2 separate regions of the Homo sapiens genome follow, and region 1 is linked to region 2. A link is a loop called in an ENCODE intact Hi-C map of the cell type or tissue named here. Cell type or tissue: endothelial cell of umbilical vein. All regions are shown on one strand. Each heading gives the region's core, and the rest is flanking DNA. Links, peaks and the distances in the headings are about the cores only. Region 1 overlaps CDC42BPA (CDC42 binding protein kinase alpha). Region 2 overlaps CDC42BPA (CDC42 binding protein kinase alpha).

Evidence for each region. Peaks named below come from ENCODE experiments on the same cell type or tissue, not always from the same donor. Only the 100,000 strongest peaks of a DNase experiment are listed, where the experiment ranks them.
Region 1: it touches region 2 in a loop (2.8-fold over the local background); 2 of 110 quality-filtered maps call a loop at or near these places.

What each region holds. Positions count from the first base shown.
Region 1 is chr1:227,217,317-227,221,711 of GRCh38, reverse strand. The region is part of intron 2 of CDC42BPA (CDC42 binding protein kinase alpha); the gene reads left to right. Among named protein-coding and RNA genes, the nearest start is that of CDC42BPA, 99 kb to the left of the region's middle. In endothelial cell of umbilical vein, for the core only: no CTCF peak of the experiment used is centred there; no DNase peak of the experiment used is centred there.
Region 2 is chr1:227,132,794-227,137,188 of GRCh38, reverse strand. The region is part of intron 10 of CDC42BPA (CDC42 binding protein kinase alpha); the gene reads left to right. Among named protein-coding and RNA genes, the nearest start is that of CDC42BPA, 180 kb to the left of the region's middle. In endothelial cell of umbilical vein, for the core only: no CTCF peak of the experiment used is centred there; DNase peaks (open chromatin) are centred at 648 and 2,148; H3K27ac peaks cover 2,374 bases.

The sequences.
Region 1 (4,395 bases), core at 255-4,254, 84 kb before region 2:
TCATTTTGGAGTATTGTTTTCTGAGCCCAACAAACTTTTTATTCAGCTTTGTGTTCTCAGCAGTTAGCATAATGTATAGCATATAGTAATGTGGTAAAAAAAAAAAAAAGCCTATTATTTTTCTGTTGAAATAATGAGGTCTTGAACTAGGCCAGGGGTAGTGGGAAGGGAGGGTGGGTGGGAGAAACATTCAAAAAAGTCAACTTTGGATGTTAGTGATAAGTTAAAGGTATGTAATTTATAGATGATGAGATTTGCAACTTGAGTGAGTTTGGTATACAGATTGTTGACTTCTTAAATTTAAGACATTTGCTGAACATGCTAGAGAGATGACCAGTAGGCAACTACAAATAAGGGTATAGATAGTAAGAGATAGGGATTTAGGAGTTGCCAGCATATTGGTATTAACTGAGGCTTTGGAATAGATAATATAAGTCAGGAAGGAGAGGAGATGTAAAAAAGGTGGAGTAGAGATCCTTGGGGAACAATATTTAACAGGTTACAGCAAAAGAAAGATTAGAGAAGTATATTAATTGTCAGCAGTGTCCAGTAATGAAGAAAGGGTAAAGCAGATGAGAATTGAGAACAATTTATTTGGAAATTAGACAGTTGTTATTGAACTTTGAGAGAATAGTTTCAGTCTAGTAGAGTGAAATAGAAATTAGATTGAAATAGGTGTTTGAAAGAGGTTGAGAAGCAAACAAATGATGAGCAAGTGGAAAAAGCAAGCATGTACTACTCTTTCAAAATGTGCTTTTTGGAGAAATGTGTTGTGGAAAGGGATGTGGTATCAGTTCCTTGAGGAAAAGGTAAAATGGGGGTGACGTTTTTGTTCATATTTTTGTTCTTGGATGGGGAATGGTCTTGGAAAAGTTTTTCAATTGATATCCAGGAGAAAGGGGGATTGAAAGCAGGAAAGAAATTTTTAATGGAATAAGGACAGGAAGGGAAGGAAGGAGAGGGTTTGGGATCAAGATGTCAAATGATACTGTTAGCCCTGAAAAGTGGTAGGGTTCAAAAGGAAAAGAGGTATGAAGCGCAAAAACATTTAGAGTTGGCATGAGGGAATGTAAAAGGTCTGTTATCTATAAAGTAGGCAACCAGGTCATTAATTGCTGGTGAAGAGTAGATAGGACAGGAATGGGATAGTTTGTGGTGGCAGGGTGGCACAGGACATTTTGGAAGATTAGTAAAGTTCTGTTGAGAGTGATAGAATTAATGTTAGGACTGCAGGTAGATTTGAGGGTTCAGCTGAGATTGAGCTATGGAAATAAAAAGCAATAATAAAAAGACAAAGTATATATATATTCTTATATATATTATTCCTTACATAATATATATTTCCTTATATATAACCTTATTTTATATATATCCATATATGTATGTGTGTGTGTGTGTGTATATATATATATATATATATATATATATAACATGACTTTTTTTCATTAAAGAGACTGAAGAAAAAAAGGGATTTGAAAAATTACTTGTAGTTGCTCATTAGGATATGTAAGGCAGTTACTTAAGGACAGCCAAATTTGCTCTACTGTCCTGATACTTGGAAGAATTAAAGAATGGGGTACAGGGCTGGGGAGTTGGTGGCAGCAGAGAGCAGTCCAGCAGTCTGTCAAGTCCTGCCTGGTCACAGGTCAGTGCCATTTAAACCTCCAGGATCAAGTCAGAGCACTTGACGCATGACTGATAATATTTGAGATTTAGTGTGAGGTGTCTTTTTAAATTTTTTTTTGGTGTGTTCTTGCTGTATGTGTGTACTGATTAAAATATGTAAAATAAAAGCAACAGGTTGCTGGTAATTAACTCTGTTATTTCAAGACAGAATTGATTTTGTATAGAAAGGTAGTATTGGCTGGATTATGAGCTTTACTGCTTATTCATTCCTGATGAAAATATCTCTGCTGGGCTTACATACCCTGTAGTGTTTATGAACTAGTAGGTTTAGAAATGAAGAGACCCTAGAGAGATAATCATTTCCTCCAAGATGTTTTGTCTTCTACCAGGAATTTGTCAATAGATATATAGGCCCAGTGGGTAGGCTCACCTCTGCATGAATATTTGATAGGAGCATTTCTATCAGTTATGCTCTTTCTTAAAAAAAAACATGAAAATAAACGCATCATTTATGTAACTCTTATAAGAAATGCATAAATCATGGGAAACAGTGAGCAAGATATAATTGAAATTCAGCAGCTCAGTGAGTTACGAACCTTCTCTCTACAACTCAATTGTGTTAGTTACTGCTTAACTTAACGCTGGGTTTTCCTTTTTGCTTTCAGGAAAACCTTTAACTTACGCCCTGGGTGTTGCCTGTCAACAGTTTCCTGGTGGCTCACCGCTTCTGCCTGCTCCAGCCTTGCTCCGGCAGCTTCAAGGCTTCTGGGCTTCAGAGCTTGTTGTGAAAGCTTGCTGCTTTGGCCTGCTACCCCTGCTTCAGGTGTCAAAAGCTTTTAATTAGCTTGCTTCCTCTAATTACTATAACTAGGCCCTTACGTGTCTGCATAATCCAGTTCTAGGGTCTGAAAGGAGAATTACCTTTAGCCATTCATTCTTCTTTAAAAGATCTTTTACTTTGGCCCTCCTGGCATTCATGGGAGAGTAAGAAGTTATATTGCATGATTCACCTTTGATGGTGCTAGTCTTCAGTCTGTAGGGGCAAACTGGTGTGGGCATACTGTATTTTATAGCCAGTGTTTGTTCTGATTGGTTGATGCCCATGCTGTCCCAATTTTAAAGTATTTTGACTATTGCTACTGAATATATAAATTGTGTCTCCATAGAAAGGATATCTCTAGCTGGTTTAATAAACTCTTTGTAGTGTTTTTAGTTTGCTTATTAAAGATAATATTTAGTTCCCTCCCCCATTTTTAATAAATATTTTGAACACAAATTGGTCGCTCACAGAACAGTTTTTAAAAATGCAGATACAGTGATTTCTATACATTTTGTAATGATCACCATTAACATGTGTCAATAGGTATCAGAATTATAGGTATGATGAATGGGAAGAGCTCTTCAGTACTTATATAACTATTCAGTACTTGGAGTAGTAAAGTATACTAGCTCTCTTATCAGACAGCCAGGTACATATTCTGGTTCTATTACTTATTAATTTTGTCACTATGAGTAAGTTAATTAACTTCTCCAAACATTAGTTTACTAATTTAAGTGGGGATTGTAGAATCTGCTTTAGATTGGTGTAAGGATTAAATGAGGGGTAATATATGTAATATGCTTAGCCCAGTGCTAGGCACAGAATAAGCTTTTTATAAATAAGAGTTATTTTTTGTTATTATTATTAATCATAAATGATAGTAGATGATATGTAGGGGAAATTAAAAGGTGAAAAAGACAATAAGTAATGAGCAGCAACAGACAAAAGATATTAAAGGCCAAGTTGTGAAGTCAGGACTTCGATGCCTGTTAAGAGAGCAGAGTGAGCTGGAATAAGCTGATAGATGTTTAATAAATCACAAAATACACAGTTGTATCTCTTTTGTCATAATACCTTATTTTTGAGTTTTAGTGTCAGTTTAGTTGTATACTTGCAGCTGAGAATATTGATGCTGTAAACTTTGCATGTATATACACCCACATAGATTACCAGTCATTCATCATTAATTCAGCTAATGTTTATTGAGTAGCTATAGATTCCCAATTACTAGGTGTGTACTAGTGAACAAATAGGAAAAAAAAATCCCTGCCCTCATTAGCTTATATTGTAGTGAATGAAGCAAACAATGAACAAAGTACTTAAATAGAATACATAGTTCATGAAATAATGACAACTAATGGTAAAGGGAAGCAAAGAAATGGGTTAGAAAATGTCAAGGGGTAAAGTGACATTTCATTGAAGGAGTGAGAGAGAAAGTTGTGTGGCTTCGTGGGGCTAGAATATTCCAGGCCTAGGGATCAACAAGTGCAAAGGCTAGTTGGGATTGAGTGTGGTGATCATTATAGCTGGAGCATAGTGAACCAGGGGGAGAGTAGCACGAGGTCAGGGAAGGTGGAGGGCCAGAACATGTTGGCCCTATAAGGCATAGTAAGGATTTTGACTTTTACTTGGAGACAGATGGGAAACCATTGGAAGCTGTGGAGCAGAGGAGTGTCATGATCTGAGCTACATTTCAAGAGGATCAACTGTGGCTTCAGTGTTGAGGATGGGTTGTGGGATGAGAGGGCAGAAGTAGTAGAGAGGTCAGGTAGGACAATCCAGGCAAGATTTTCTTTTTTTTCTTTTCTTTTTTTTTTTGAGACAGAGTCTCACTCACTTCAGCCCGGGCTGAAGTGCAGTGGCGTGATCTTGGCTCACCACACCTCCGTCTCCCGGGTTCAAGCAATTCTCCTGCCTCAGCCTCCCTAGTAGCTGGGACTACAGGCGCC
Region 2 (4,395 bases), core at 162-4,161:
TATTAGGTCTTTATATATCTTTTTCTTAATAATTTGTATGTTACTACTTCACAAACAACGTAGAAACCTTTAGACAACTCCTTGTATGACTGTTGTTACATAGTTTACTTTAATCTGTGTTATAAATCTTTTAATACACTTTTACTCCATTGTTGCTTTATGTTTTCTTTACTCATTAATTTTAAGTATCTTTTTATTTACCCATATATTTACCCGTTTGGTGCTTTTTATTTCTCCCTAGTGATCCATGTTTCTATCTGGAATCATTTTTCTTTAGCCTAAAAAACTTCCTTTATTGTTTTCTTGTAATGTGAATGTGTTGTGACAAATTCTTGATAGGATTTTGTTGATCTGAAAATGTCTTTATTTTTACCTTCATTTTTGAAGAATACTTGTGCTGGGTTAGAATTCTAGCTTGGCAGCTTTTTCTTTCAGAGCTCTACTGTATTATTTCATTGTTTTCTATAATAACTTCCATAATATTTCTTGAGAAGCCAGCTGTTAATCTTAAGCTCTTGAATGTAATGTGTATGTTTTCCCTTCTGGCTGCTTTCAGTATTATGTCCTTAACTTCAATTTCAAATAGTTGGACTGTGATTCACGTACGTGTCGCTTTCTTTATGTGAACAGAAAATCCTGGTTGAGATTCATTGAGCTTTTGCAATTTTCTTTGATGTCTTTTATCAGTTTTGCAAAATTCTAAGCCATAATCTCTGTAGATATTATTTTGCCTCATGCACTTTCTCCTCTCCTTCTGGGACTGTAATTGTGTATATGTTAGATGGTATCTCACATTTCCTTTATGCTCTGTTCTGTTCCTTCCGTTCTTTCTGTTTTTTGTGTGCTTCATTAAGATATTTTCTATTGATCTGCCTTCAGGTTCACTAGTTCTGGCTTCTGCTTTATCCATTTTGCTGTTAAGTCCATCTAATTAGTCTTAATTTCAGATATTGTCTTTTTTAGTTAAGGATTATTCATTTGATTCTCTCAGTTTCAGTTTTCTGTTGAAATTTCCCCATATTTTTATGTATTTTTTTCTCTGTTTTCTTTAACATTTTAATATTTTGAGGTCCTTATCTGTTACTTTCAACAACTGAATCTTCTGCGAGCCTGCCTTTCTGTTTTTTTCTTTCATTTGTCATGCTTTTCTGCTTTTCCAAATGTCTCATGTGAAAGATGTCATGAATAAAAATAACACAGAGAAGGAAGTTTATATTATTTTTGCCCCAGAGAGGTTTCTCCCTTTTCATTCCATCAAGAATTGAGCTTGGACAAGACTAAATTGCTTTTTTTTTTTTTTTTTTTTTTTTTTTTTTTTTTTTTTTTTTTTTTTGGGAGACAGAGTCTCGCTCTGTCGCCCAGGCTGGAGTGCAGTGGTGTGATCTCGGTTCACTGCAACCTCCGCCTCCCAGGTTCAAGCAATTCTCCTGCCTCAGCCTCCTGAGTAACTGGGACTACAGGCACGTGCCACCATGCCTGGCTAATTTTTTGTATTTTTAGTAGAGACAAGGTTTCACCATGTAAGCCAGGATAGTCTCGATCTCCTGACCTCGTGATCCGCCCGTCTCAGCCTCCCTAAGTGCTGGGATTACAGGCAAGAGCCACTGTGCCTGCCCCTAAATTGCATTTTTAATTAGACTCAACCCTACCTTTGATTTCAAATGCCCAGAATCGGGAGCTGGATAGAGCCTAGTTGGGCCTCTTTCTCCTTCACTTCCTAAACTATGGGAGATTTATTCTGTTCTTCAGCCTTCTGCCCTATACCATTTCCAAATTTGGTGTCTTGATGAAGAGACTGGCCATGTATTTGAAGCAGATTCTCTTCCTCAAGCAGCTCTTTGTCTCTGAAATAATTCTGTACTATCGGAGATTTCTGTCTGACTTTTCAAAGCTCCCTAACTTCCCATGCAGCCCCCAAGTACATCAATTAAAATATACCATGGGAATAAAAGCACCATATGCTTAGGGACTTTGAGATTTCCAAATTGTTGCACCATCCCCACACATCCTCCAGAAGCTTCAGTGGTTTTTCTTTCCAGCATGTTATCTCTCAATTTAAAGGCCAGGCTTGACCTAAGTACACTCACAGAAATGGATAAGGCTTCCAGGTAAGAAGCAGTTGTAATAGCCTCTTCACCTCAGAATGCCTCACTTCCCTGGCTCACTTTCCCAACTCCAACTGAAAAAGCAAAGAGAACTAAGTAAAATAAACCAAAGATGTTTTTAAAAATAAGATTTTCTCAAATTATGTATTGAATTTTTACTTTCTACGGCAGGAGAAACAAAGCAGTGACCTGTTGCTTCCTAGTCCATCCCCTTATGACTAAGAATTTCCTATGTTTTGGGTTTTTTTTAAATGTTTTGAATTCTTTAATTTGTTCTTGGTATTTTTACATGTGTAGTATCGTTTGCACAGAGCAAAGTGAACAAAAATGTAAGATCATTGCCTTTTGGTATGAATACTTGTTTCATAGCAGTGACATAGATTAACATTTAAACTGATTCATTCATTTATTAGCTGTTTATTGAGTATCAAACAGCCCAGGAGCTGTACTGCCCATGACCAGGAATGTAATAAAAAGCAGATAAAGGCAAAAATACCTCCCCTTGTTATGTTTGCATTCTGTTTTGAGGAGACAGACAATAAATCACATACAAAGTAGGGTCATCCACTGAGAGTTAGGAAGGTAGAGGAGATATTAGATATTTGACAAGAAAAAGAGAAAATGTGAAATGGTCAGTATGGAGACGAAAAGAGTAAATGAGCTAGGGAAATAGTTTAGGATCGCCAGATATTTCCAAGTTATTTAAGTTCAGTAATCATGAGTTTTAAATGACTGTGTATTTTTTTCAGCCATTTTCAGCTACTTGGGTAAAATCATACAGTAGGAGGAGAGTAGAAATTATCCAAGATAGAGGGCCTTCTAGAATAAGTACAATGGAGGAGAGAAGGGTAAAGAAATTGAAGGTATTTGCAAAACAGTGATGGACCAAAGAATCTAACCAGGGTAAGTAAGAAAGTAAAGAGGAAAAAAATGGAAAATGTTAGGAACACATTGATTGGCATTTCTGGTTGGAATGAAAAATTGTTGAAGTGGTCCCTAGAGTAGTAAGCTGTACAGATGAGAGAGATGATTTTGGAGGCCATGCAGTTATTGATAATGACAAAGTGTATAGTTGAATTTCTTTTTTATTTATTTATTTATTTATTTATTCATTTATTTTTTTATTGATCATTCTTGGGTGTTTCTCGCAGAGGGGGATTGGGCAGGGTCATAGGACAATAGTGGAGGGAATGTCAGCAGATAAACAAGTGAACAAAGGTCTCTGGTTTTCCTAGGCAGAGGACCCTGCGGCCTTCCGCAGTGTTTGTGTCCCTGGGTACTTAAGATTAGGGAGTGGTGATGACTCTCAACGAGCATGCTGCCTTCAAGCATCTGTTTAACAAAGCACATCTTGCACCGCCCTTAATCCATTTAACCCTGAGTGGACACAGCACATGTTTCAGAGAGCACAGGGTTGGGGGTAAGGTCACAGATCAATAGGATCCCAAGGCAGAAGAATTTTTCTTAGTACAGAACAAAATGAAAAGTCTCCCATGTCTACTTCTCTCTGCACAGACACGGCAACCATCCGATTTCTCAATCTTTTCCCCACCCTTCCCCCCTTTCTATTCCACAAAACCGCCATTGTCATCATGGCCCGTTCTCAATGAGCTGTTGGGTACACCTCCCAGATGGGGTCGTGGCCGGGCAGAGGGGCTCCTCACTTCCCAGTAGGGGCGGCCGGGCAGAAGCGCCCCTCACCTCCCGGATGGGGCAGCTGGCCAGGCGGGGGGCTGTCCGCCCCCACCTCCTCCCGGACTGGGCGGCTGGCCGGGCAGAGGGGCTCCTCACTTCCCAGTAGGGGCGGCCGGGCAGAGGCGCCCCTCACCTCCCAGACGGGGCAGCTGGCCGGGCGGGGGGCTGACCCCCCCACCTCCCTCCCAGACGGGGCAGCCGGCCAGGCAGAGGGGTTCCTCAGTTCCCAGTAGGGGTGGCCGGGCAGAGGTGCCCCTCGCCTCCCGGACAGGGCGGCTGGCCGGGCGGGGGGCTGACCCCCCCACCTCCCTCCCGGACGGGGCGGCTGGCCTGGTGGGGGCTGACCCCCACCTCCCTCCCGGACGGGGTGGCTGCCGGGCGGAGATGCTCCTCACTTCCCAGACGGGGTGGCTGCCGGACGGCGGGGCTCCTCACTTCTCAGACAGGGCGGCTGCCGGGCGGAGGGGCTCCTCACCTCTCAGTCGGGGCGGTTGCCAGGCAGAGGGTCTCCTCACTTCTCAGACGGGGCGGCCGGGCAGAGACGCTCCTCACCTCCCAGACGGGGTTGCGGCCGGGCAGAGGCGCTCCTCACATC